Linked DNA regions of Homo sapiens: region 2 is linked to region 1. A link is a contact called in ENCODE Hi-C or POLR2A ChIA-PET data. All regions are on one chromosome and are shown on one strand. Each heading gives the region's core, a stretch centred on a gene start or an enhancer-like site at or near the end of the contact. The rest is flanking DNA. Distances are from core to core; before and after follow the strand shown.

Evidence for each region. A loop is a pair of places that touch in the nucleus more often than their neighbours do. ChIA-PET counts read pairs that join two places held with the same protein, here RNA polymerase II (POLR2A).
Region 2: a map of GM23248 shows a loop between it and region 1 (2.2-fold over the local background). The contact joins the enhancer-like site here to the promoter of PIAS3 in region 1. A Hi-C loop is called at or near these places in 1 of 168 maps with a recorded cell type or tissue (GM23248). POLR2A ChIA-PET finds 5 or more read pairs at or near these places in 2 of 52 experiments (BJ and MCF 10A).

The regions. Positions count from the first base shown.
Region 1 is chr1:145,857,501-145,860,410 of GRCh38, reverse strand. PIAS3 (protein inhibitor of activated STAT 3) reads left to right here and starts at 1,330. Exons shown (of 14, transcript NM_006099.3): 1 at 1,330-1,444. The coding sequence starts at 1,421. RefSeq lists silencers at 524-733, 1,204-1,293.
Region 2 is chr1:145,750,467-145,753,215 of GRCh38, reverse strand. RNF115 (ring finger protein 115) reads left to right here. Exons shown (of 9, transcript NM_014455.4): 5 at 167-238; 6 at 1,706-1,778; 7 at 2,716-2,749. Among named protein-coding and RNA genes, the nearest start is that of CD160, 32 kb to the right of the region's middle. Within about 2 kb of position 1,440, at least 5 of the 41 ENCODE cell types and tissues checked have a DNase peak (open chromatin) inside an H3K27ac peak, as active enhancers do.

The sequences.
Region 1 (2,910 bases), core at 81-2,580:
ATTTCCATGGATACAGAAACAGATTTAATTTGGTGCCTGCATGTGAGTGATCAGCTTGGTTGGGATGGGGCCTCTGGAGGGTCCAAGGCTTTGGAGGAAGGAGAGTGGGTAGGCAGTTCAGAGAGGGACAGAAAGATCCCTTTTGTGGGTAAGAAAACCCCTCTGTTCATCTTCAGCTACACCAAAGGTATGGGGGCTCTGGTGGAGGTATTCTGCACGTGTATCTAGGGTAGTTACTGTTAGGTACACTTTGGATTCAGTACCCCAGGCTTTGCCCTAGGGAGGGACAGTTGTCATTTCAAGGAAGACTGCTTTATACTGTCAGATACCTGGTTCACACCGGCTTAGCAGCAGTGTGCCACCACCCCAATCCCATACGTAAGCGTTGAGGGGTCACAGAGGTAGTGAGAATGATGGGATCCAAGGATCTCGTCTCTCCAGATCCACTCACACCAGGAGTTAATCTCTCCAACGTCGAGCTCTGAGTCCCTCCCTCTCTCGCCCGAGCTCCGCCCCCCTTCCCTCTTGGCGGTCCTGGCGGGCTTCCCCTGGAGGGGGCGGCCCCAGCCCGAGCGCTAGGCCGGGCGGAGCTCCGGCCCGGGCGGAGCCGCGGCCGCCGCGTCCGGCTGCTGGACCGAACTTCTGCCGTGCGGACAGCAGGAGCAGCGCCGAGCCCCATTCCCCCACCTCTCCAGCTCGCCCTCTGAGCCTCCCGAGCCCTCTCTCCATTTCCCACAATTGTGCTGGTAAGTCCCGCTCCCCGCACCAAACTTTTTTTTGCTGCCGAGTTTGAGTCCTACGATCGGACCACGAGCTGCACTGTAGTTGGTGTATGGGGGAGGAGGAGAGGGTGAATTACTGAATGCCGACTCCACGGCTTCCCTAAGACGGATCAGCGCTCGCCCATTTCCCGAGTTGGAAGACCTCTCGATTTTAGTTGATTAAACTTATGCAGAGATGGAGATGAGGGTTTGCGCTCCAACTTCGCTACCCCCTCCCCCATTTCTCTGAGCTCTAGCAGTTCCCGATACTTTCCCTCCATCTTTCAAGTATCTTTGGCTCCCTAAAAGCTTGTCCCCTCCCAACTCTGCCGTGGCAAAGCCCCCCTCCACCAGGCACTTCGGGCCCGCCTCCTCCCCGTTGCCCTAGGGACCCCGCGATCTTGGGGGCCATACACTCCCTCCGGGGCTACGCGTCCTGCCAACCGGCCGCAGACGTGTAGCTGCTGGGTCGGCTGTGGAGGGAGGGGCTCAGGCTGGGGCTTGTCCGAAGCCAGGCGGGCGGGGCCGGGAAGGGGAGGTATAGGGGGCCGGACTGGGCGGAGCAGGCGGCATTTGCGGCCGGCGCCAGGGTGGAGAGTTGTGCGCCGGTCCCTGGGCCTGAGCTCCGGCTCCGGCTGGGGCGCCTGCGATGTCTCAAGATGGCGGAGCTGGGCGAATTAAAGGTACCGGCCCCCTCCCCCCATCCCCATCTGGACTCAGCCCGGCGGTACGCCGTGTCCGGGAAGCGACCGAGACTGGGTGCCGGGGCTCGGGTGGGCGCCGACGACGTGGCAGGCACGAGCTGCTGAGGATGGGAGAGAAGTAGCTGAGAGCGAGGAAGGGGCTGCGGCGGGGCTCCGGGGGCGGGGCTGCGGGGCAGATGTAGGGGTGGGGCCGAGGGGAATTGCAGCTGTTGGGGGCTGAGGCGCAGGGGGCGGGGACGAGGGGTAGAAGTCGGATTTAGTAGTAGGGGCGGTTGTTGGGGTAGGGCCAGGGGGAAAAGGTGCTGTAGAGGCACTGGGGGCGAGTCGATCAAGGCCAAGAGATGCAACAGTAGGGGGCACATGCAGGGATGGGACCGCGGGGCAGACGTAGGGGAGGCTCCGGGGGAAAGGCAGCTGAGAGGATAGGGTCTTTGGGGCTACTCTCGGGATCCGAGCTTTGGGAAATACCAGTAGGCTGCTGAGATGCAGGGGGCGGGGCTGTGCGGGCCGATACCTCGAGGGGTGGGGCAGAAGCATCCTGGAGGCTCAGAGGAAGGTCCTGCCGTAGTGAATCGCGGTGTTTGGGAAGAGGCAGAGGCATGTGAAACTATGGGATAGAAAGGTGGGAAGTTATAGGGGAAGCTAATGGAGAAAAAAAGACAGGACAGAGGAGATAAGGATGGGGAGAAAGAGGAGCAAGTTTCTCATCACATTCCATAAAAGGGGTCCAAGACAAAGCCTCCTATGAGAAGAATTGTGTAGGGCTAGCAAGCCCTGCACATGACAGGATCTCCTAGAGATTCACAGAAGGGAGTCTTCTAAGGAGAGCGCTCCCCTCCTGCTACATAGAGTTTGGAGGGTGACCACATCTGAGGACATCTCATAGAACCTCAAACTACCGAGTTCATCCGCCTGCCTCCTGGTTTTCTTCTGCCCTTTGAAATGGGAGCTATGGTCCTGGGAAGGCTGGAGGTCTAGCCACTGGGCCCAGCTACCTTCAGGGGATTTGCGATTCTGTGCCCTGACTCAGAGGCTTTTCCTTCATCCACCCAGGGTCTCTGTTTAGAGCTCTGCCCTCTCCTCTTCCACCCCTATAGGGGGGCGCTGTAAGTTGTAGAGGAGTATTAATTTCTCTGTGTAGGAGAGATGCCAGATTATGGTTCCTGGCAGATAGAGTAAACAGGCAGGATACTTGGACTCAGTGATTCACTGTTAATCTCCCCGACCCAAGTTTTGGTCCTGTTTCCCTTCCAGAAAAATAGGACTAAGTTGTGGGGAGGGGGTGGTTATATAAACGATTCCAAGAAAGGATCTGGGGAAGTTATGAGCATTGAACCCTGACCTGAAAACCCTGGCCACAGAAGCTTCAGAGGCTTGGGGGAAATAGCTGAGGTGAATTAAGGTGGTTGGGAGGGGTGGGCTGAAGGGCACAATCCTCCAGCCAC
Region 2 (2,749 bases), core at 191-2,690, 110 kb after region 1:
AGCACACCGCTGTGTGGCAGGCTGATTTCTGATGCTGTCTCTTGTGTACTAGCCAATGAAAAGCCATTTTGGTTTAGGGAATTAGTTGGTGATTAGGCAGCCATGGATATCTGTAGAGTACTTTTCATTAGTCTGTTGTCTTATCTAATTTTTTCTTCTGTAACAGAATACTACAACACATCTTTGCAGGATTCTTTGCAAATTCTGCCATTCCTGGATCTCCACACCCTTTTTCCTGGTAAGTAACTAATTGTTTTCTATCTTACTCTATTGGAGTGACATATTTTAGGTGCTGTCATTTCTGTGCAGTAGAGAAAAAGAGCTGCATAGGCCGGGTGCGGTGGCTCATGCCTCTAATCCCAGCACTTTGGGAGGCCGAGGCTGGCGGATCACGAGGTCAGGAGATCGAGGCCATCCTGGCTAACATGGTGAAACCCCGTCTCTACTAAAAATATAAAAAATTAGCCAGGCGTGGTGGCATGCTTCTGTAGTCCCAGCTACTCGGAGGCTGAGGCAGGAGAATCACTTGAACCCGGGAGGTGGAGGTTGCAGTGAGCCGAGATCGCGCCACTGTACTCCAGCTTGGGCGACAGAAAGAGACCCTGTCTCAAAAAAAAAAAAAAAAAAAAAGAGCTGCATAGGTGAGTATGTAGATGTAACTGGAGGCTGCTACACTGCCATTATCTGCTAAGCCCAAACTTAATCAGAACTTTTTTTTTTATTATTATTCAGGCTCAGGAAGGCCGTCCTGGTCCCCCAGGATGTTTGGGTGCTAGAAATGTCTTGATTCCTTTTATATTCAGGTCTGAGAGTTGTATTGAGGTAGAGAATGAGATGGTCCCTGCCAGGCTTGGTATCTGATTTGTGGGTTTCCCCAGTAGACTACACAGGAATATTTTACTCCTTAAGAATTTCTGAAATTGAAAACATTATGCTGAACTTCATTTTTTTCAAAGTAAGAGGATTTGTCAGAAGAAACAATAGGCTGTAATTCAGTATCAGAGTGACACTTATGTATGATGGGATTAAAGATGGAATTTCTTCTTGTCTGAGAAATTATTTGCTGCTTCTAACTGTGGCCCAGAAGGTTTCTTTGCTCAAAGGAACCTCAGTCCTTTTAGGACCTCTGTCATCCAGTAGTCTGGACCTCTGCTGGTAGTGTACCAGCAGCTCTGAGGGAAAATAAAAAAAAACGGTGTTGCCAAGTCCCTTTTATAATTGCTCTAAGTTGTGATTCAGAGAGACTGCTATGGCTGCTTCTCTACTTGAAAGCTCCTCATTGTCCAGAACTGTGGGCGGCCTCTTATAATGAGGGATGTTTGCTGTAGATTTTGACCAGTCATGAAGGGAAAACTCTCCTTAAAAAGCAGCTCCATCTGTGTTTAATATCAGTGGGCACAGAAAACACAAATTTTTGAAACCAACAGGCAATGAGTCACTCTTTTTGTTCTGGCGTGTCATGTGGTACTTTAGGTAGCTTCACATTTTATGTTCTAGTTAAGTAAAATTCTTAGAGAATGAGGTACTATCTCTGGATAGTCTGTTTGATCTTGAAAATGTACAGAATTCTTTGCCTCTTGATCCTGGAGGACTAGTGACTTTCCAGCTCTGAGAGAGAACAGGATCCCTCTGCCAATTTTTTTCTGTGGTGTAAGGCAGAGCCTGGTCACTCCATCTAATGCTGTCTATCTCATCTCACGTATAGGAGCGGGATGCTGCACTCCAACCCTGGGGACTATGCCTGGGGTCAGACAGGGCTTGATGCCATTGTAACCCAGGTGAGGAGCTGCCTTTTGAGGGTGTCTGTTCAGTGTGTCTCATGGTTCCACAGGCTTCCTGCTTTCCTTCTGCTACTTTCTGAAATGGCAGTCACTCTGCTTTCTCTAATATTTTGAGCTTTGGGGTTTCCATTTTACTAAAGGGATGAATGATTTATGGGGTTAGCTCAGCATCCATGCACTTCCTAGGTCTGAGGGAATTTCTAGAAGATGGTTTCACCTCCATAGGAAGAAAAGACTTCTATAACAAATAGTATTTTGTATTTTTGTCTCTCTTGCTCAGTTCTATAAGGATTCTATTAACAAATATTTCACAAAAAAAGGAGGGTTTCCTCACATGTTGAAGCAGGGATTTCTGCTAGATGGAGCAAAGTAGGGGAAGGAAGCAGAGAAAAAAGTATTCCCATGCCATGTATAATTGCTTCCACTTGTTTATGTTCATTTTAATTTGATTGGTTTTTCATTTCCGTTGTGGATTTCTGAGACTAGAAAGCATGTCCTTTATATTCAGTCGTCTTATAGGCAGTAATTTACCTATTTCTTGGCTCACGTTATGCTACTTTTCATACTCTCGCTTTTTTCTTCTTCCAGAAGATGAAGCTTTTGGACCAGTTACATTTTACTTTTTATTAAGCTATAGTTTTACTCGTGACACCACAACCCTTTTGCTGCCTCTGAAGTTGCTTTATGCCTAGAGGTGGGCCTTGCAATCATGGGTTTGTCTGTAGGCTTATACGAACGTCACTCTGAAATTGTAAAGCAATTATGAGTGTTCTGGCAGCAGGAAAGGGGAAACCCAAGCCTCTCAGAGCCTTGCAGAAGTAAGAGTAACTAACATACCTAATGTCTGCACTGTTTGTTCTCAGCTGGAGCAGTTCCCTCTCCAGGGATATTGCGATGTCTGCCACTTCGTCTTTTTCTTTCTCTTTTTTTGTAGCTTTTAGGACAACTGGAAAACACAGGCCCTCCCC